Linked DNA regions of Mus musculus: regions 2, 3 and 4 are each linked to region 1. The links are chromatin loops, found by intact Hi-C in ENCODE. Cell type or tissue: gastrocnemius. All regions are shown on one strand. Region 1 holds the start of Yaf2 (YY1 associated factor 2). Region 2 holds the start of Gxylt1 (glucoside xylosyltransferase 1). Region 3 holds the start of Zcrb1 (zinc finger CCHC-type and RNA binding motif 1). Region 4 overlaps Gxylt1 (glucoside xylosyltransferase 1).

Region 1 (5,000 bases):
GTTCGAGGCCAGCCTGGTCTACAAAGTGAGTTCCAGGACAGCCAGGGTTATACAGAGAAACCCTGTCTCGAAAAACCAAACAACAACAACAACAACAAAAAACTGTAACTCTAGTTCCAGGGGACTCAACACCATCACACGCACGCAGTCATACATGGAGGAGAAACACCGATGCCTATATAAGGAGAGAGAGAGAGAGAGAGATCATTAATGTAGGTGCTAATCCAATGAGTGACGTCCTTATAAGAGAGCATGGCATAGGCAGAAGTGATAAAAAGAGATTAGGATACAGGCACTCACATACAAAGATGTCCCTTTGAAGGTGGGACCTAGGTAGATGGCTATCTGCAAGCAAAGTGGAGCCTTGGATGAAAGCAGCCCTGACATCTTTATCTTCTACTCGGAGCCTCCAGTATTATGGGAAAAAACATTTCCATTGCATAAACCACTCAGCCTCTTTTATCTTGGAAAATTAACGCAACCTCTAATATATAACTTTTACACTCAACTAAGTCAGACTCTCTATTCTGCAAAAATAAAGTAATACTAAGCACCCAAGCAAACCCCACATAAAACAATCTTTTAAATGCTTTTCCAAATTTCTAGTAACTCAGTGCCTTGTGCAAGTGCTCCATCTCTGAGCTGTATACTCCCACCCGTTCTGCTATAATTCATTTTGACTTTCTTTTCTCAGAAGCTTGAAGCCTATTTCCCTCTTAATTACCCCAATTAATATCATATTCCCAATGATAAAAAGGAGAGCATCCTCCAGTTTGGTTATTAACTCTTGTTTGGTAAGTAACACATCAATACAGTAGTCTCCCTTTTGCTGGAGTTTTGCTTTCCTGTTTCAATTACCCACAGACGATATAGTTCAAAATATTAAGGACTTCCTAAACAGTTAACTCCTCAAGTTTTTAGTTGCCATCTCACTCTGAGTATCATGATGAAAATTTGCTCCATCCTGCTCTGGCCCAGCTGGATACATTTTCTAAACAACCTTATAGTATCCCAGGAGCCACACAGTCAGATCAACTGTTAAGTACGCAGTGCCTGAACTGGGTCCCCTTCAGTTAGTTAAGCCTGATGCGGAGGCTACAACGCCTCCATCAGCACACCCAAATAAGGCAGAAGAAGGCAGGGCTCCGAGAAGGGATGGATTTCATCTCTCCTTTCTTCAGGGGCAGCTTTCCTGATGACGGTTCACCGACTTGGCATGCTAAAGTCGCCCCTCGATCAGAGGGATGTCAAGCTAACTCTGGTTGTGGGGTACCCGCCAGATCGGCGAGGTGGGAAGCAGAGCTTCAAGGACCAGCGAGATGGCTGTTTGGGTCTAGCAGGCGAGGTGTGTATCCCCGACAGGCTGGAGTAAGGAGACTCGGGGAGGTGGTGTCCAGGGCACAAGCAACCTCGTCTGCCTTACGTAGGCTCACGAGCGTCCGTTTTATAACAAGCCACTGCAGAGCCCCGTGAGGCCAGGAGGACGCCGCTGCAATTAAAACCGGATCAGACCCTGGTTTCGTCACGTTTGAATTATGTAAGCTAGAGCAGGGCACCGAACCTCTCCCGAGCCTCTGGGTCGCTTCCCCAGAAGGAAGGATGACAGTCCCCGCCGCGCCGGGCGCACGCGTGTCTGCGGGCGCCTGCCATCGCGCCCTTCGGGGCGTGCGAGCCACGGCCGGAGCGCTCCGGGGCAGCCAGCGGGCGGGCGAGCTGGAGGGAGGCGGCGCCGCGAACTCGCCGCCGGTGCTGGGCCGCGCTCCCCGCGTTTGAAGTCTCCGGCGCGGCCGCTGGTTGGCCGGCGCGGGTCACGTGCGCGCAGGCAGGAGTTTCCCCGACAGCTGGAGGCTGCGTGGGATCCGGCGGCGGCGGCGGCAGCGGCGGCGGCGACGGCGGCGGCGGCGGCTGCAGCTCGCGGCGCGGCCTTCCCCGCCCCCTCGCCTCCGCGCTTCCGCCGGCCCCTCACCCCGGCGCTGACAGACCGGCGCGCGTCGGCAGCGAGCATGGGCGACAAGAAGAGCCCCACCAGGTAGGGCGCCCGCCGGCGGAGCGCCCGCGGCCCGGGGTCCCGTGGCGTGGCGTGGAGCGGCGCGGCGCGGGGCGCGCGCGTGTGTGTGGGGAGAGGGGGTGCGGCGCGGCGCGGCGGGGCGCGCGGCTGCCCACAATGGGCCGCGATGGCGGCCGGGGTCAGCGGCCGCGCTCCCCTCCCCCGCGCGGCGCCGGGCGGGGCGGGGGTCGCGGGCCGGGCGGGGCGGGGCGCGGGGCCGGGCGCGGCCTGCGGCTGACCCCGCGCTGCGTCGTGTCCGGTTGTGTCCTGCAGGCCGAAGCGGCAGCCGAAGCCCGCCTCGGATGAGGGCTACTGGGACTGCAGTGTCTGCACCTTCCGGAACAGCGCCGAGGCCTTCAAGTGCATGATGTGCGATGTGCGGAAGGGCACCTCCACCCGGTGAGTCCGGCGCGCCCGTGGATCCCCCGCGGGGCCCCCCGCGCGACGCGGGACGGCGGGGCGGCCAGCCAGGCGGCGGCCGCGGTGGGGCGCGACCCGGCTGAGCCGCGGCTGGCGGCGAGGGCTCGGTGGCGGCGGCGGTGGCGCCTGCTGCGGAGGATGAATTATCCATGGGGGTCGCCGGCCGCTGCCGTGCCGTGCCGTTCCATGCGTGGCCGGTGCGGTGCCCCCTCCCCAGCCGGGCGCAGAGACCGTGATCGCTGGTCGCATTGTGGTGTTAGTGTGCGGGGAGGGGGCGGGGACGGGGAGCCGGGGCGGGGGAGGGGACGGAGGAAAGGCCGCGATGTCACTCGGTCCCCCTGGGGAAAAAGTATCGCTTGTAGGATCGTAATGGATTAAACTTTCTTAGTAACGGATGTCCGGAAAGGGTCAGGCCAAGGTTTCGCGTCTGGGTTTTTTTTTGTTGTTGTTCTATTTCTGTAATAATTTTTTACAGTTAAGTAGTTGGTTGGGAGGTGAACCCAGCAACGCAGTTTTACTCCAGTGCCTGGATATTTTTACACAAACGAGATGACATGATCTTTGTCTGTTGCCGGCCCTGGATTTGTTGTATGGTAGGCATATAGTATTATAATTGTCTTTCCAAAAAAAAAAAAAAAAACCATTTAAAAGAGTTAAATTTAGGAAATTCGAACTCAGTAGCATTCTTGATCTGTCTCCACTTGGTCATAGTTCCCTTGGGAAGGCCGCCTTTAAATCCACTTCTACAGTGATTTGTAGCAATATTTAAGTAAGGCATTTATTTTGCTGCTATGAAGCCTATTCAAATACAAATGATTACAGAATACGGGGAATTTTCTGTTTGAAACAGAGGGCCTGTATAATTTTGACATTCTAAATAGTCAAAGTTATTTCTAAAAATGATGTATCCTGTTTTTTTTTTAAAAACTCAGTTTATAGAATTTTACTAACATTGTAAGTGTAGAGACATGTCAGGATTTTATTGTTTCTACAATACTGGTTGTTTTTGACATACCTGTCATAAATCTCAATAGGTTTTTACTACGAATTCTCATTTACATTGAATACAATATTTTTAGTATTTCTTGGTGTCTATTAAAAAGCAAGGTTTTAAATCCCTTTTAAGTTCAAGGAAAGATTCTAAAAAGAGAAACTACTTGCTATTTCTGGACTCACGTTTTAAGTGTTTTGGAAAGCACGGTGTATATGTCTATATAAGGATGGAAACGGCTTAGTGTATAATATATGTGTATTTGTAAATGAGCAATATGGAGATCATTTGACTTGGGTTTTTTTTTTTTTTTTTTTTTTTTTTGCTTTTGTTTTTACTTGTATCCTCTCATACTTTTAGACGAACACTGGATTAGAAGAGCCTATTTGTTTATTTGCAGGGACAGCAAGGATGGGGGCAAGCTGGTGTGTCCTACTCCACAGCCAGTCTTGGGGTTAGAGGAGCCCCGAGAAGTAGAGTAGGTGGTGACACTCAGAAGAGAAGCACCAGGCTGAGTCCCTGACTCCTGGAAGAAGGAGGATTGTAGCACACAGGGGAGCTGGCCCACAACAGAAGTGGGCCTGCTTTAGAGAGGCCTGAGACCCACCTGCAGGCCCCTGGCTTTTTGTTTTTGTTTTTGTTTTTGTTTTTAACCAGTAGATCCAATTTTTAGTGGTGGAAACATTACTTGAGGAGGACTCAGAGAAGCATTGTCATTTGGATTGAAACTGAAGAGGCTCTGGGCCCCTCACCAGAAGTCTAAGGGACACCGTGTTCCTAAAAGTAGGTGCTCAGAACGGTGTCCCTCTGAGCTTCTTCCTCTCTCTCTCTCTGAATTGTCTCCTTTGACTTTACCCCTAAGTGAATGGCAGGAGTTGTAACTTCTCTGTTGTCTGTTACATTTCCCTTTGCTCCCCCCCTCCCCCCCCCCCCCCCCGCCCCGAGATCTGTGTTTGGATGGATCAGTAGAACATGGTCTTGTTAATAAGTAGATGCTGGTTACATGCACAGTGTTTGGATGGATCAGTAGAACATGGCCTTGTTAATAAGTAGATGCTGGTTACATGCACAGTGTTTCCTCTTAGGAGTGACAGGAAACCAGGTGAAGGACTGGGACACAGATGGAAGGCAAGAGTTGAGTGGTCGGGGGACATTGTTCCCCCAGTTGATGTGCCTGTTGGCAGATAGGATGGAAGGAGAGCAGGGAGGGGGCAGCTGCAGCACACAGGGACACAGCTTGCTAATGACTTGTTTGTGTGACCACAGCCAGCATTTGGATCCCTTGGGTCAGAACAACCTCTGAACTGAATCTGTTCTAGCTGCCAATCACGAAGGCAAGCCTAAGCTATTCTAGATGTCTGAAGCCTTTTCTTCTTTATGTGTATGTGCACACATGTACTGTGTACTTACATACGTGTATGTGCACACATGTACTGTGTACTTACATACGTGTATGTGCACACATGTACTGTATACTTACATACGTGTATGTACACACACGCGCTGTATACTTACATACGTGTATGTACACACACGCGCTGT
Region 2 (5,000 bases), 62 kb after region 1:
CTGCTATCCCTCTCTGCAGTCTTAACCACTCCCCGAGTCCTTTCTTGCGGACTCATCCTGGCATCGCGCTTCTCAGTCTCCTGAATACGAGAGCCGCTTTCATTGCTCGCTCAGTCTAGAATTCCTTCTCTTAAGAGGGCCACCCTCGCTCAGGAATACTCTGCTATACTAACTGGAAGGTACAAGCGACTCACTTTGGGGCGTGTCCACACCCGGTGGCTATCCTGTCTTTGTACAACAGCCTTCTTCAAAAGGGAATAAGAGCTTTTGCACCAGATGTGAATGGCGTGTGTATTGCCTGGGAACATGGATTCGGGTTGGGTGGAATAACACGTTCCAATACAGAATAAAGTCAGAAGTTAAGGCAGTTTCCAGATACCGGTTGGACCATCAGATTGATTATAGCAAACAGGAAAAACTGACAGGTGTCAGATCTCATCTAATGACATTTTAAGCTTTCAGAATGGTGGAAACCATTGATTCGATGAGGTTGCTTTAAAGGTTTTGAGCCAAAAGTATGTTGGGTATGACACGATTGGTCAACGAAAGCCTATTAAGGGACTAAGAATAATCATAGAGTTTAAGCTTTGTTAAATCGTCCACAGGTCTCCCGTACCAAAGTCCCCGAGCTGCACATTCTCAATATCTGCCTTCCTCCCCGTCCCTAGGTCCCTACGAGGCTTCAGCGTGACCCAGCTCAAGGCGTGGAGTGTGGCGGGAAGGAAGGGAGGCCGGGTTTGGAGAGGACCAGTTTTGCTTTGGGTATGCAAATGATTTGTCAGCAACGTCTAATAAGGCTGCCTTCCCAGCCTTGTGTGGATGGGCAAGCAAAGCACCATTGCACTACCGCCGCCTTACGACATCCCACGAAGCACAGATGTTTTAGACCCGACGCTGAGGTCCGTGAGGAGCAGGATGGGTCGAGGAAGAGTTAGCAAGTGCGGTAACCACGGTTTCTTTTTAGTCAACGCAGCGATGCCTGAGAATTCAAGTTGCCCAGCGCCACAAACTGCGCAAAGAAAAATCGCAGATTTAGGGCAAGGGCCTACAGCCCTGCTTCTTTCGCTACACTTGTCCACAGCTCAGAGCCGGGCAATCTGTAAAGAGGAACCAGCATCCATCTCAAGGCTCGGCGTGAAGGCCGGGAGAGCGCCAGCGCTCAGCTCCGCTTCCGGGTGCGCTGCGGAGGCGGAGCCTTGGCCGGGCGTTGGGGCGTGGCCCGGAGGCGGGACAATACCAGGCAGGGGCTGTGGTTTGAAACAGAGGCGGGGCCTGCGCCGGATGTGGGAGGGGCTGTGAGCGGGGCGGGGCATGGCAGGGCTAGGGGCGTGTCGTGTGGGGTGCTGGGCTTGGGCGGCATGGGACCGAGTGGGACCTGGCGGGGATTCGGGCGGAGGGGCGGAGCGGGGAGGGGCGGGAACCAGGCTGGTCACGCTGCGGCTGCGCGTTGCGATTCTTCGTAGTTCGCCCGGGCGGGCGCGGCGGCGGCGGCGGTGACGGCGGTGACGGCGGCAGCGGCGGTGGCGGCAGCGCGGGCCGGGATGCGGCGCTACCTGCGGGTCGTAGGGCTGTGCCTGGCCTGCGGCTTCTGCTCGCTGCTGTACGCCTTCAGCCAGCTCGCGGTGTCCTTGGAGGAAGGAGCTGCCGGGGGCCGCAGGCCGCAGGCCGCGGTAGTTTCCTGGCTGGCGGACGGTGGACGCGGCACGGGGAGAGGCGCGGGCAGCGCGGGCCCGGGCCGGACGGGCAGGTATGAGCCGCATTGCCGGGAGTGGAGGTCTGGGAGGGCCGGACGCGCCGCTCCATCACCGAGCACTGGCTGGCTGGCTTCAGATTCAGTGTTAGACCAGTTAGAAATTGAATCGCTTTGCAACTTTCTGAAAGGTTCGTTGGAAGTAAGTGGTGTCCCACAAAATCCTAATTACACTGCGGCTAGTGGGATTCCCTCCTGTTTCCATGGAGTCGAAGCTGAGTAATTTGAGAATCAGGCTGGCGCCCTAGTTGAGCCCTCCACCTCCCAGGTGTCTAAATTTTCCGCCTAAATCTTAGCTTTTTATCAGTAGCCGTAGCTAAAGAAATCTGGATGTGGCATAAAGCGAGCTGTGAATTTTTATTTTGAAAATATTCGTTTTTTTGGAAACGTAAAGGAAGTTCAGAAACATGAGTGATACTTAATATGCTTATATCTATGGGAGGAGTAAGGTATGAAGAAATCACTTTAAAAAAAAAGAAATGAATATTTATAACACAGCATAATGAGTTGGTGGATTTGCATAAGTCACTGCCACGGTTAGAATCATGAAATTTAAATGGAAAACTGTTTGGGCAGTTTACTTAATTCGCACTGCCTCCTTGGTGGATTCCTGTGTTTGGGCAGTTCTGAGACCAACTAATTGGAGAGTGGAAGACAGGAATTGTAAAAAGAGTACATCCACTTTGAGCTGTTGTCTATGTAGCATCTGAGAGTTGATGGTCTTTTCCAGCGGGAAGCGGGTAAAAGAGAAGCTAGCATGGAGATAGTGAGCTCTTGGTTTATGGTTTGATTGTAGTCAGAGAAATGTGGGGTATAGGTGTGCTCTCAGGTTCCACTGCCTACAACCTACACCCCCAGACCCCCAGTAGGATTTGCCGAGGAGAGCGGAGGCAGGAGGACCATGAGTTCGAGGCCAGCCTGGGCTACACATTTAAAAGCCTGGCGGTGGTGGTGCATGTCTTTAATTTCAGCACTCGGGAAGCAGAAATAGGCAGATCTCTGAGTTCGAGGCCAGCCTGGTCCGCAGAGCAATGTCCAGGATATCCGGGGCTCTACAGAGGAGCCCTGTCTCAAAAAACAAAACAAAACAAAACAAAACAAAAGTATTAATTGCCCAGAATTACATAAGAAGTATTTGGGGAAAAAAAATCCAACTTGGAAGGAAAACATTTTTAAATGGTAAGGACAGTGTTTGAGAGAAATCTCCTTTCAACTAGTATATCCTATTTGAAACGATTATTTCAAACTAGGCTTGGTGGCTTACACCTGTATTCTCAGCATTCAGGAGGTAAGGTAGGAGGATGGAAAATTCAGTACCTGTCTGGTTTTCATTGGGAGTTCCAGGCCAGCCTGGGCTGCATAATGAGACCCAGGTTCAACAGACCAAGGACTGAGTTTGTATCCCAGCCATAAGGGACTTGCCTTGTCAGGTGCCGAGTTCAACCCCTCCAGGAGTTAGAGAGAGTAGTAGAGTCAGTTGGAGAAACCCGTGCCTCCATCCAGTCACTTTTGCAGGCGCCCTTGATCACAGGGTTCCTTCTCTGCTACACTGAAGTATAATCGACAAGAGTTACCTATGTTTAGTACCAACAGCTTGATATTTTTGACGCACATTCTGAAATGATCGTCACTTCTTTTCAGACTGGCTAGACCTCCAGTTCATGTTTGCTGAATCGTGTCGACATTGGTAGGATATACTACTGAGAATGTAAAGACGAGAGACGGAGAGGGCTTTTGAGTCACCAACTTTACTTTGCCACGTACTGGGTGTGTGACTTCCTGATTAGATGTGGAACATTTGTGAGGACTGAAGTGACATAGTTGCATAGATTGCTTAGTGCCGTACCTGGCACCATAAAACTAGCTGATATGGTGATTGTTTTAATTTTCAGGTGTAAGCATATATCTCTCCCCCCCCCCCCTTTGGGAAGCAAATTTATTCTTTGGGACCTAGTCAGAAACCTGGTAAACTAGGATGCCAGTATTCTGTGTTTTGACCATGAGCTATTGTTACAATGCAGACAAACACTGAGAAGCGCTGACAGTTGAGAGATAGATTTGACCATTATGTCTTTGCATTGCTGTTTCCCCTTCCTTGGATCTGTTTTTGAAGGAAAGGGAGTTGGGGCAGTGAGTGCTGGAGAAAGTAAGAGTACTTAGGGAGGGAAGGCCCTCACTCTGTGTCATTACGTGAGGCTTGTGCCGCCAGGGCCACACCTGCACGCTAGCTTATTGGACGCTGCCGTGGCTTCTCATAGCTTTGTTGAGTGCTATGTGGGCTGCTGTAGCAAAACTTGAGACTGCAGATGGAAACAACAGCGATACATTGTTTCTCACACCTTTTTACAGTCTGTGCAGATGGAAACAGCAGTGATACATTGTTTCTCACACCTTTTTGCTGTGTGCTCACATGGCCAGGCAGGTCTATAGCCGCTTCTTGTAATGTCATTCTTGGGGCACTGACCCTTATGGTCTAATCACCGAAGGCCCCATCCATCCCTGACGTCAGTCATCACATGGGACAGGAGGATTTTCAGGTGAGGGAGGCATACAAAAACAGCCCAAATACTTAGCATAGTATTTAGGAAGAGCTAGTAACTAATATTATGAGCTTTTTGAGATACTCATCTCACAAAACAGTGTAGTTTTGGCTTAGAGATCTTAAAGTATAAATATTCATTTCTTTTTTATTTTTTGGTTTTTCGAGAAAGGGTTTCTCTGTGTGGCCCTGGCTGTCCTGGAACTCACTCTGTAGACCAGGCTGACCTCGAACTCAGAAATCTGCCTGCCTCTGCCTCCCAAGTGCTGGGATTAAAGGTGTGCGCCACCATCATCCGGCTAAATACTTATTTCTATTAAAATTCTTCTCCCTGCATAGTTTTTGTTTGGAAAGTATATCTTTTTAAAAAACATTTATTTATTTTATTTATATGAGTCCACTGTAGCTGTAGAGATGGTTGTGAGCCTTCATGTGGCTGTTGGGAATTAAATTTTTGGGACTTCTGCTTGCTCTGGTCAACCCCACTCATTCAGTCCCTTCTCACTCTGACCCAAAGATTGATTTATTATTATACATAAGTACACTGTAGCTGATTTCAGATGCACCAGAAGAGGGCGTCAGATCTTATTATAGTTGGTTGTTAGCCACCGCGTGGTTGCTGGGATTTGAACTTAGGATCTTTGGAAGAGCAGTCAGTGCTCTTACCTGCTCAGCCATCTCTCCAGCTCTTGGAAAGTGTATGATAAAATT
Region 3 (5,000 bases), 63 kb before region 1:
TAATCCCAGCACTTGGGAGGCAGAGGCAGGCGAATTTCTGAGTTCGAGGCCAGCCTGGTCTACAGAGTGAGTTCCAGGCCAGCCAGGGCTACACAGAGAAACCCAACAACAAGCAAACAACAAACAAAACCTTCATGAAACTGTTGCCGTATTAGGACATGGAATTATTTGCAGTACCTGGAATCTGTGTTTCCAGACCACACTAACTACCACTTGGCTCCAGAATAAACACTAATCCACAATGAGGTATTTTCATGTCAACAACATGCTTAAATTGTTTCTTTTATGATCCCCAATGTATTGTACTACATACTGAGGAAGTTTGACTGTCCATTGCATGTGATAAAATTATATGAGCAGACAATGCCAGACACTTACCTGTGTTTTAATATTTATGAATCCAAACCTTCACATCGGTAGAACTTAAAATCTTATCTGATGAGCATGCTTTCCCTGCCTCACCCTCCATCTCACAGAATACAAAGAATCAAGCAGTTGCCAGTGTATATTCGTGATGAGTGACTTCCTTAATCAAGAATCGTAGAAATCCTAAGTTCAGACTTCTCTACCCTCCACAGTCTCTGGTAATTGTCTCACCTAACCTATTCCAGGCAAAAAGCATTACCTGTGTCTCAAGCCCCACACTGGCTAGCCTGGATCTCTCCAAAGTCTTCCTATTCTCTTTCAATTTCCATCCATACCCATGGCTCAGTTCACAAAGCTGTTACTCTCTAAAAACACATCACCAGACTGTCCCAACACCTAAAAGATCTAAAAGTAGTAATTAATAGGCAACGTGTGACTTTTATCTGAAAAAACACTTAAAAATCTGAAATATAAACCTTGTGTTTGGCATAATATAAACCTTTAGTCTCAACACCTGGGAGGCAGAGGCAGTTGGATCTCTGAGTTTAAGGCCAGGCCAGCCTGGTCTACAAAATGAGTTCTAGGACAGCCAGATGCTACACAGACAAAAGGCTGAGATGGGGGGGGGGGGGGGTTAGTAGTATTTGAGTGGGTATAGGACACACCTTCAATCACTTGAGAGACAGAAGCAGGCAGATCTCTGTTTAATTTGAGACAATTTACGGGGGGGGGGGGGGGGCTGTATTTGAACTATTTCTTGAATAGACTGCATGACCTAGCAACATTGAAATCACTCCACACAAACTACCCATGTGCCATTTGTTGTTCCTAAGTAGCTGATGACCTGACCGGATCCTGCCACCCACTCACTCACTACCTAAAACCTCTAAAAACGGCAAACAGCAGCAGCATTCCAAGGATAAGCAAAACAAACACTCCCACCCTCAGCGTTTAATTTAAATTCAAGATGAAAGACACAATCAGGAAGCAATTGGCTCCTGCTGGAGGGGGCTTAGAAGAACCTAACTTTGGGAACTTAGGGAAAGACTACTCAAAAATAAGAGCTGGGCTAAGCCCGAGGAAGGCCAGTAATCAGAACGTAGGAGGGCTGAGGCAAAACAAGAGAATCACCAGTTCTAGGCCCTGCTTGGGGGGATGGGGGGTAGGGGATGGGGATTATATTAATAGAAAGAGGTAGAAGGCAGGGAAATCATAGGACCAAAAGGAAAAATGAGAACAAAAACTGAAAGAAAAAAAAAATCAAGGAAATGCAATCAATTCGATACAGATGGAGCAACACCAAATCTTAAAACCCAGATGTCAGGGGAAAAAAAAAAAGTTCAATTTAAAGGCAAAAGCCACAGCTTTGTTAAAGAGTCAGAAAACGCAAGACAGTTTCAAAACAAGGCTAATAAGTGTTTGCTAAGCAGACAAAATAAGATTCCAGGAGCACAGACGATGCGCTCAGGGTGAACTAAGGAAGGAGAAGCAGTGGTACCCCCAAATCGAGAGGAAGCACGAAACAGCGCGGAGAGTTAAGGCTCAAACAATTAGAAGACCAAAGGGGCTTACATCGTGGGCGATAACCAAGCACAACCGGGATGTGAAGCCTGGGAGTTTGGGCTGGCCACAAGTTTGCCATGAGAATTAGTCCCAGTGGTCCCTTGGTGGACGCCAAGGAATTAATGCCTCTCAAAACTCAGCGGCGCCCTGGGTGGATTGCACTTCGTCCCTCCGCTTCAGTCAGGATTGATTGTGCAGGCTCCACGACAGGCTCTGGGCTCCGGGCTGCTGACACGCAGGTTCCCAGGGAGTAGTTACAGGCCTGGTCTGTACGTGCTGGTGGGTAGAAGTTAAGTTTAAACTACCGGGCAAAATAAGCATTCGGATTTCTCTGTAGAAACGACGAGCTCTTAAAGAATAATCAGTGTAGCCGGGCGGTGATGGTGCACGCCTTTAATCCCTGCACTCTGGAGGCGAGGCGGGCGGGATCTCTGAGTTCGAGGCCAGCCTGGTCTACAGAGCGAGTTCCAGGACAGCCAGGGCTACACAGAGAAACCCTGTCTCGGAAAACAAAAAAATAATCAGTGCGTACCCATTCCATATTTTCAGAAAGGAAAAAATAGTAATAAACAACGGGACGATGGAGCTGAACATCTGTCCGTGCCAGTACTCAAGAATGGGTCACTGTGTGACTCCAACTGTCCCCACGTGGGCTTTGTCTCCCCGGCCACACTGACATTCTCAACAGCAAGTGGATTATTTTGGCACTCTTTTGTCCGTCTCTCAAAGTGCCTATTACAGAGTCGGTTAGGTCCAAAAAATAAAAAATAAGATAAAAACCCAGACTTCCTGACTGACCTGGCGTCACTGAAGTTGCCTGGCTGAGAACTCCCCTTTTGCTTACTAAACTCCTGCCGAGAAGCGGAACCTGGGTCTCACTCTCCTCCACACTTCGCTTTCCTCCCGCATCCACTGAGTCCCTCTCCAGGTTCCACTAGGAGTCCAGAATAAAGCACATCTCCATCGCCGCAGGAAACGTCCGCCCGCCCGCCCGCCGGCCGCATGCGCCCCTCGCGCCTCTGCGGAGAGCCACTCGCTCACCTACGTCCCACTGCTGAGCCTCCGCCTCTGTCGCCGCCGCCTCTGTCGCCGCCGCCTCAGCCGCCGGTGAAACCCGCGAAGCCAGACGTCCGCTCGCCCTAAAGGCACTTCCGGCGCGCGCGGTGACGTCGCCCGGCGCGCCAGCCTCCGGCCCGGGGCCGTCGGGGTTTGGGGGAGTCGGAAGGAGCGCTGCACCGCGCTGCGTTCGCGGACGCCCGCGCTTTTGCGCGCCGCGGAAGGCAGCCGGAGGTGAAGCCGCCGCGGGCTCGCATCCTCTCCGCTTCGCCTCTGCGCCGAAGGTAAGCTCCCACGGCGCCGGGCCCAGGAGACGGCCGCGGCCCGGGCCTCCGCCTCGGCCTCCGCCTCGGCCTCGGCCTCGGCCTCGGCCTCGGCCTCGACCCTGACCCCAGCTCCGGCCCCAGGAACGTCCAGCCGGGGTTAGCATTTCTCAGAGTGAGAAACTGGAAACGCGACAAGCAGGTTTTGGCTAGCTAAGGCTTTTTGAATAATCCTCCTACTGGGCCAGCGGGGCGCCCTCCGGGGTGCCGGGTCCATTGTCATTCATAGGGGTTCTTAACACTTGCTGCCGACCGACGCGATCGTTTCACCTGTAATTTGCAGAGTTTTAACAGTGACGTTGATTACTAAGCACATTGATAAATATACAGGTTAATGTCCCATTCAAAGTAGGTAATCCATGTAATAGAGTGTCATTTCATGATTTGGTTGTGCACGAAATTTAAAAATCTAAAGAACTTTATCAAAATGTGAAACTACCCCAAGCTTAACAAAACCGAGTCTCTGTCGTCATGGCCTACCTATATCAGTAATCCATATATACAGACGTAGATACAGGAGTTTTTTTAAAAACAAGAACAAAAGAGGCGGGGTAGACAGGTGTCCCTTTCGGAGGTGGGCGAATCCTTGGGAAACATCTTTTCCGCTTTTACCCTAAGAAGGCGTTAAAAATAGCCTTGTGGCTTCTCCATCTCTCTAAAACCCCTCTTCAATCGCACCGCAGCCCTAAAAGGCTTAACACCCGCTGCTAGAAAAGGAATATGGTAATTCACACCCTACCCACACTGGTACTCTAATCTCTTTAAATGAATGGAGCCTGAGGAATTCTACCCTAATTAAGTCAGTGATGGTCCTTGTTTGGTTCTACTTGGAGTAAGATTCCCAATGTCTCCTTTTTTTCCGTTTTAGAAATGAGCGGTGGCTTGGCGCCAAGTAAAAGCACAGTTTATGTATCCAACTTGCCTTTCTCCCTAACAAACAATGATTTATACCGGGTAAGTTGTATGTACATCTAACTAATGGATTCTTTCTTTAGAGACAATCTGAAGCTTAAGCAAAAATACTGCTCCCTGGGAAAATTTTTAGTTGATATCTTCTGCAAATTTTAGTGGGAAATTTTTCAATTTTGTTTTAATTTCCCAAAGAGAATTTGTTGTTTGTGTGTTTTTTCGAGGCAGGGTTTCTCTGTGCCTGACTGGCCTAGAACTCACTCTGTAGAACAGGCTATCATAGAACTCAGAGATCTGCCTTCCTCTGCCGCCTGTACTTGAGTGGTGGAACACTTGCCTAGAGTAGTTATCACACACCTGTAACCCCAGCACAGGGGAAGCTGAGGTAGGAAGATCAGCTTGGACAATTTAGACCCCATCTCACGAAAGAGAAAAGAGATACTGAATTAGGCTTGGAGGTGAGATTTTAGACTGAATGATAAGAAATAACCTTATTTAAAACATACCTGGGGGCTGGAGGTGAAGTATAGTTGGTAGGATGCTTGTCTTGCGTGCACAAAACCCTGTGTTGATTCCCTAGTACCACATGAACTAAGGAATCAATGGAGAACCCGTTAGAAAGCTATAATCCCATAGGAAACTGCTGGACCTCGGAATCCAATGTTGCTAAATGTCTGGCCCACAATTTCAATATTAGACTGCATATGATGGGATCTTCTAAAAGCCTTTGGGGGAGGGTGTTATTTCTGTGTATTAAATAATTAGTCAGAATTATAAGCATAT
Region 4 (5,000 bases), 71 kb after region 1:
TGAACTTTGACCTCATTGTTTGACACCAGCAAAATCCAGAGAAGACCTTTGTGTATTTCTAAAATTTTATAAGATTAAAACTCATTAGACGTTTGAGGGGATGAACGGGTCCAGCAGTCCATATACCTATGCATAGTAGACAAGCCAGTGGCGGTACTTCTGATGAACAGTTCTTCGGTGGGGCTGTAACCAGAGCGTTCTTGTGTCATGCTCTGGGGTTACAGAATTCCAGGCTTGTGCTCCACTCCTGAGTCCCGTGTGGACGCTTGCTTGCTACACTTGCTACACTGTTTCTCATTCAGGCTTGGCCTTGGTTACTTCAGTTACCCTGCTGCTGCTTGGTTAATGAGGTAGAGGCTAGGACCCTGTATCTGTCGGTCTAATAAGTGACCTTAGGACCAGACAGATTTTGGAAACAATGCACAAATGATTTGTTGTCTAAAACAAGTGAGAGCTGCAAAGAAAATGGCATTGTTACACCCAACTTCACAAAGTAATTTTTATTGGAAAACTGAGATTTCTATTTTCATTTCCGTTGTTACCCTGTTGTGCGGTTTGACAGGAGACATGGAATAATCTGGTTAGTTCCAGTCCCCCATGCCCACCCTTCCCACCTCCACCGCTACCCCTGGCCAAGAACAAAGGTACATGCTAGGTGTTGATTGTAAATAAACTGTTAAAATAACACTGAAAATGTCTTTATCTGAAAAGTTTGTGAGGCTTATTAAATGGATCTTCAGGCACTTGAATTTGACACAATTTGAAATATATGTTATTAGTTAGGGTACCACTGAGTTTGGCTGCCTATAAGAAAGGGCGTTTCTAATCAAGAGACAAGCATTATTATTAGACACACATTTATTTTCCTGACTAACTTTTTAAAATTAAGACATATAACTTTGTGGGCTTAGGTATATCTGTCAGGAAAACCTTGTGTAACAGTACAAGTTTTCCTAGTGATCTTAACATTCTCGTGCTGTAGTTGTTTATACAATAGTGTACAGAAATCAACAGGCAGTATCTAAAAGATCACCAGTCAGACCCTGGTCCCAGAGTCGTATTTCATCATTAGTCTGGTATGCACCTTTCCTAGAGATGGTAATAGGACTTCCGGCTGAGGACTCCAGTCTTAGATCATAGATCAAGGCGGTTTGTGGGACATTAGACACAAGAGTTTTGCAAGTCTGACATTTTATAGATCTTTTGATATCAGAATAGTAACTTTTAATTGACTCCATGGAGAAGACAGAGCCCCATGCTGCTAGGATGAGGTGTCCTAGGTCACTGACGTGCCCGACTCTGTCCCTAAGGGTGGTCAGCGTCAGATGGCTGCATTGGAAGGCAGTGACCGTGAACCATTTTGCAGCATGAGCCAGCTTTTCTCCGGCCTTAGGAGGAAAGCTGCAGTGTCCTCAGCTCAGCGTTTGGAGCGCAGCGCAGCGCAGCGAAGCAGGGGTAGGCGTGAAGGCTGTCAGCGCCGGGTCTCGTGGCCAGCTTGAAACACCGCATGAGTAATTTCAGTCAATCAATTGGAATGTATTTAATGATTCTTTTCTCCCATTATACCTGCATTTGTGACATTTTATTTTTGTTATAAACAGATGTTGGTGAAATGAATTTTCTAAGATAGTACCCATAATCTAAGAAGAAAAAGATAAGATGTATCGGTGTCTTAGTCAGAGGGAGGAGATCTTAATGTTTCCAAAGAGTTCCTGACCTGAAAACATTTCTATTCATAAGATATTCTCACCTAGTGGGTTTTTTTAAAATTTTGAGCCCTAAGAAGACATTGGTTTTCTGAAAATGCTTCAGTTTTTCTATAGCAATTGGGTTTTCAGTTTGGTTGCTCTAAAGCTGAGCATAAAGTGATTGTTATTCAGGAAATTCCTCGGTAGTGCCTAATGTGAATGCTCACCAGGCCTGTTATTTCTTCCACTGTCAGGTGTAAAGAGTTCTCTCTGAGTTACTGGAATCCCTATTGGATGCTGCCCTCTGATGTTTGTGGAATGAACTGCTTTTGGGAAGCGGCTTTTAGGTAGGCCCTTAATATTTAATTAGTAGATGAGAGTAGGTAAGATTAGATAGTAGATGATCAAACATTTCACTGTATAAAACTTTCTTTTCCTGTATTTCAGTATCATATAACTAAGTTGATTTTTCTGGTTGGGTTTTCTCTTCCTTTTCTCATCTTTTACTTATTAACTTTAATAATACTATGTGTAAATGCTCAATTTTTCCAAATGTTATTAAGATAAGCTATAGCTTTTAGAGGAATTTGTGGTTGAGCTTAACTGATAAATTGATACCTAGGTGTGTTCTAGGTTGATAGAATATCCTGACTACTGCAGCTTGGGAGGAAAGGGTGTATTTGGTTTGTACTTCCAGGTCACACAGTCCATTTCTGAAGGACGGCAGGGGAGGGACTCAAGGCAGGAACATGGACAAGTGCTGCTTGCTGGATTTCTTGCATGCTTACCTCAGCTGCCCTTATAGAGCCAAGGCCCTCCTACCTCTGGGTGGTACCTCCCACACTGTTCATTACGACAGTCCCACAAACATGCCCACATGCCATTCTGATCTAGGTGTTCTGCTCTCGGATGACTCTTAAGCTGTGTCAAGTCAACAATTTATGTAGACAAGATGATAAAAGGCTTCCATTAGACATTACAGATAGTGTGTGTTTATACATGCAGTTATCTAAAGCTAGAATCTTTAATACTGGGTATTTAGTACCCAGTATTTATAAATCCTGGGGCAGGTGAGATTGTTCATCTGGTAAAGATACTGGAGCTGACATGCCTCACACTGCGTTGGCTCTCAGGACACATAGTGGAGGAAGATGATTGCCTCCTGCAGGTGACCCTTTGGCATCCATGTGTGTACTGTGTGTGTATACCCGCCTCAAATAAATAAAATATTAAAAAACCCAAAAGGTAGTGTGCTACAACACTCTTGGAGGGGATGTGACAGCTAAGGAAGGATTGTGTTATCTTTAGCCTGGAGGTGTTAGGGGAAGCGGAGGGTAAAGACATCCTTACTGAAGGAGTGTAACCTTTTAAGTCACTGCGTGAGGAAGGCTGTATTGGATTGTATCCCATCCTGCTCTTGCCTTCAGGGAGGAATCAAGTATTGATACGAGTAGGTAAGGCAGTCACAGTCCTGAGACATTGCTGGAGGAGAACCTGGGATGGCCTGACTTGTCCTTTGAGAGCAAGAGAGTTTGAGGCTCACTACGTAATGGTTAATTTAAACTCACACTGTTTGCCAGGACCATGCCAGTTACTGCATTCTCGAGTCAGGATGGTGACACTCTTGTGTTTCAGAGCTTGCCTGGTAATGTTTGCAGTAGTGACCTTGGGTAGAGAATGACAAGACTTGACATTTCGTGAAGGCCTCATGTCAGGAGTTGATGAGAGGAAACTATCGCAGTTGAAGGCCAATCTAACCTTGGCAGTTTTCCTCCTGAGATGGCCTTCTTGTTCACTGTGCATTATGTCAGGTTGACAGTCAAAACCATCCATTACTACTCCAGTCAGTAGCTTAGGACATAGGAAGTTGGAGAGCTATCTAGAAGGACTTGAGGGGTGGCTGGGTAGGAAGCCTGCCAAGGGAGCTGGATCCCTGTTGTCTGCAACAAAATCTAACCCCTTTGTAGTCCAGGGCTCCTCTCTTTGTGAGTGGTCTGCGGGATCCTGCTGGGCCCCAGGATTGTGTGCCCAGCTCCCAGTCCCTGCCATGCTGAGGTGTCCTTGTGCCCATGGGCAGGCAGTGCTGTGCCTCCTGCTTATATTATTCTCTCCTGGATTAGGAGAGCCCGTTGGTGTTCTTTGAATTATCTAGAGATTTCCTCTTGTTATATGGAAAATAGGTTTTATTTTAAAACTCTTTTTTGGTAGCATTTATCTTGCTATTGAATTCAGATAAAGCACATTTCCAGAGCATGATGACAATCCCACTGTTCACTTGGGCCAGAATTACCAGAATGGCTGCTTCCCTCTGAAAGCTTAGTAAACGTTAGCCATCAGTTCCTGCAACGTAGAAGCTTCCAGTGGATTTCTTTTCATTCTTCTGCAGTTGTTTCTGTTCTTGGTGCTGAGGGGTAGAGACTGCATGCTTCATCTTGTCACCTTGCGTGCTGTAGTCTGCATGATGCTACCAGAGTGTGACACCCATAGCCAAGCTGTACTTAGTAACGTGTGGGGAGCGGGTGAACTGTTTTAGTTTTGCTTTGTTGTTGTCTCTGAGACAGCGTTGGGTCTTGTGGATCATAGATCACAGATCTCAAACTTGCTGTCTAGCTAAGAGTGACGCTGGCCTCCTGACCATTTGCTTCCACCTCCTGAGTCCAGGTATTGTAAGCATGACTGCTTCTTGAGTCTGCTTTTAGGTAGATTTCATTTTCTTTCCTTGAGGAACATTTTTCTTTTCTTCTAAGGTGTATAGTGTTTGTTAACATTTTCTGCAGGGTTCTGTGCAGAGCAAAGTGTGACTGTTACAGGTCAGTTAACAGCTGAGCTGCTCCTGACTCCTGACTCTGGGATGTACTCTATGTGTGGACCAGTTAAGCAACTGAATGAATTGGAGATTCTCAAATTATGATTTCGTTTTTCCTGAGACAGTCTTGCTTTGGAGCCAAGGCTGGATCCTGTTTCCTCTGACTTCCAAGTGCTGGAACTATAAGCTTACAGCTCCTTGCCTGGTGTGATGTTTTAATTTTGTTGTTGTTGTTTAGACTTACTTTGTGTGTTTGAGTGTTTTGCCTGCATATATGTCTGTGCACCAAATGTGTGGTCTGGTGCCTGCAGAAGTCCGAACAGGGTGTCAGATCCTGGGCATTGGAGTTACAGATGGTTGTGAGCCACCTTGTGGACAGTGACAGTGGAGACCACGTAGGAAAACAGAAATCGTGGATGCCCTGTTAAACAAAACTAAAATGAGTAAAATCTTACCTTGGTTGGTGACATAAGCCCCTCCTAAGTGCGTGAGAGGGCAAGGAAGGG

The links. Hi-C counts contacts between places; a loop is a spot of excess contacts. Peaks named below come from ENCODE experiments on the same cell type or tissue, not always from the same donor. Only the 100,000 strongest peaks of a DNase experiment are listed, where the experiment ranks them.
Region 2: a loop joins it to region 1, with 5 times the contacts of the local background. A loop is called at or near these places in 17 of 42 quality-filtered maps.
Region 3: it touches region 1 in a loop (2.5-fold over the local background); 14 of 42 quality-filtered maps call a loop at or near these places.
Region 4: a loop joins it to region 1, with 2.5 times the contacts of the local background. A loop is called at or near these places in 17 of 42 quality-filtered maps.

The regions. Positions count from the first base shown.
Region 1 is chr15:93,333,786-93,338,785 of GRCm38, reverse strand. Yaf2 (YY1 associated factor 2) reads left to right here and starts at 1,851. Exons shown (of 4, transcript NM_024189.6): 1 at 1,851-2,029; 2 at 2,321-2,446. The coding sequence starts at 2,004. In gastrocnemius, a CTCF peak has its summit at 2,415; DNase peaks (open chromatin) are centred at 1,338, 1,817, 2,349 and 2,664; H3K4me3 peaks cover 2,665 bases; H3K27ac peaks cover 2,578 bases.
Region 2 is chr15:93,271,623-93,276,622 of GRCm38, reverse strand. It overlaps Gxylt1 (glucoside xylosyltransferase 1), which reads left to right and starts at 1,444. Exons shown (of 7, transcript NM_001357006.1): 1 at 1,444-1,747. The coding sequence starts at 1,542. In gastrocnemius, no CTCF peak of the experiment used is centred here; DNase peaks (open chromatin) are centred at 145, 1,307 and 2,663; H3K4me3 peaks cover 2,742 bases; H3K27ac peaks cover 2,242 bases.
Region 3 is chr15:93,396,432-93,401,431 of GRCm38, reverse strand. It overlaps Zcrb1 (zinc finger CCHC-type and RNA binding motif 1), which reads left to right and starts at 3,098. Exons shown (of 8, transcript NM_026025.3): 1 at 3,098-3,269; 2 at 4,177-4,262. The coding sequence starts at 4,179. It overlaps Pphln1 (periphilin 1), which reads right to left and starts at 3,082. Exons shown (of 9, transcript NM_175363.4): 1 at 2,971-3,082. In gastrocnemius, a CTCF peak has its summit at 2,898; DNase peaks (open chromatin) are centred at 2,389, 3,078, 3,443, 4,139 and 1 more place; H3K4me3 peaks cover 2,468 bases; H3K27ac peaks cover 2,180 bases.
Region 4 is chr15:93,262,906-93,267,905 of GRCm38, reverse strand. All of the region lies in intron 1 of Gxylt1 (glucoside xylosyltransferase 1), which reads left to right. Among named protein-coding and RNA genes, the nearest start is that of Gxylt1, 9.8 kb to the left of the region's middle. In gastrocnemius, CTCF peaks have their summits at 1,991 (motif pointing left) and 4,867 (motif pointing left); DNase peaks (open chromatin) are centred at 1,403, 1,994 and 4,913; H3K27ac peaks cover 327 bases.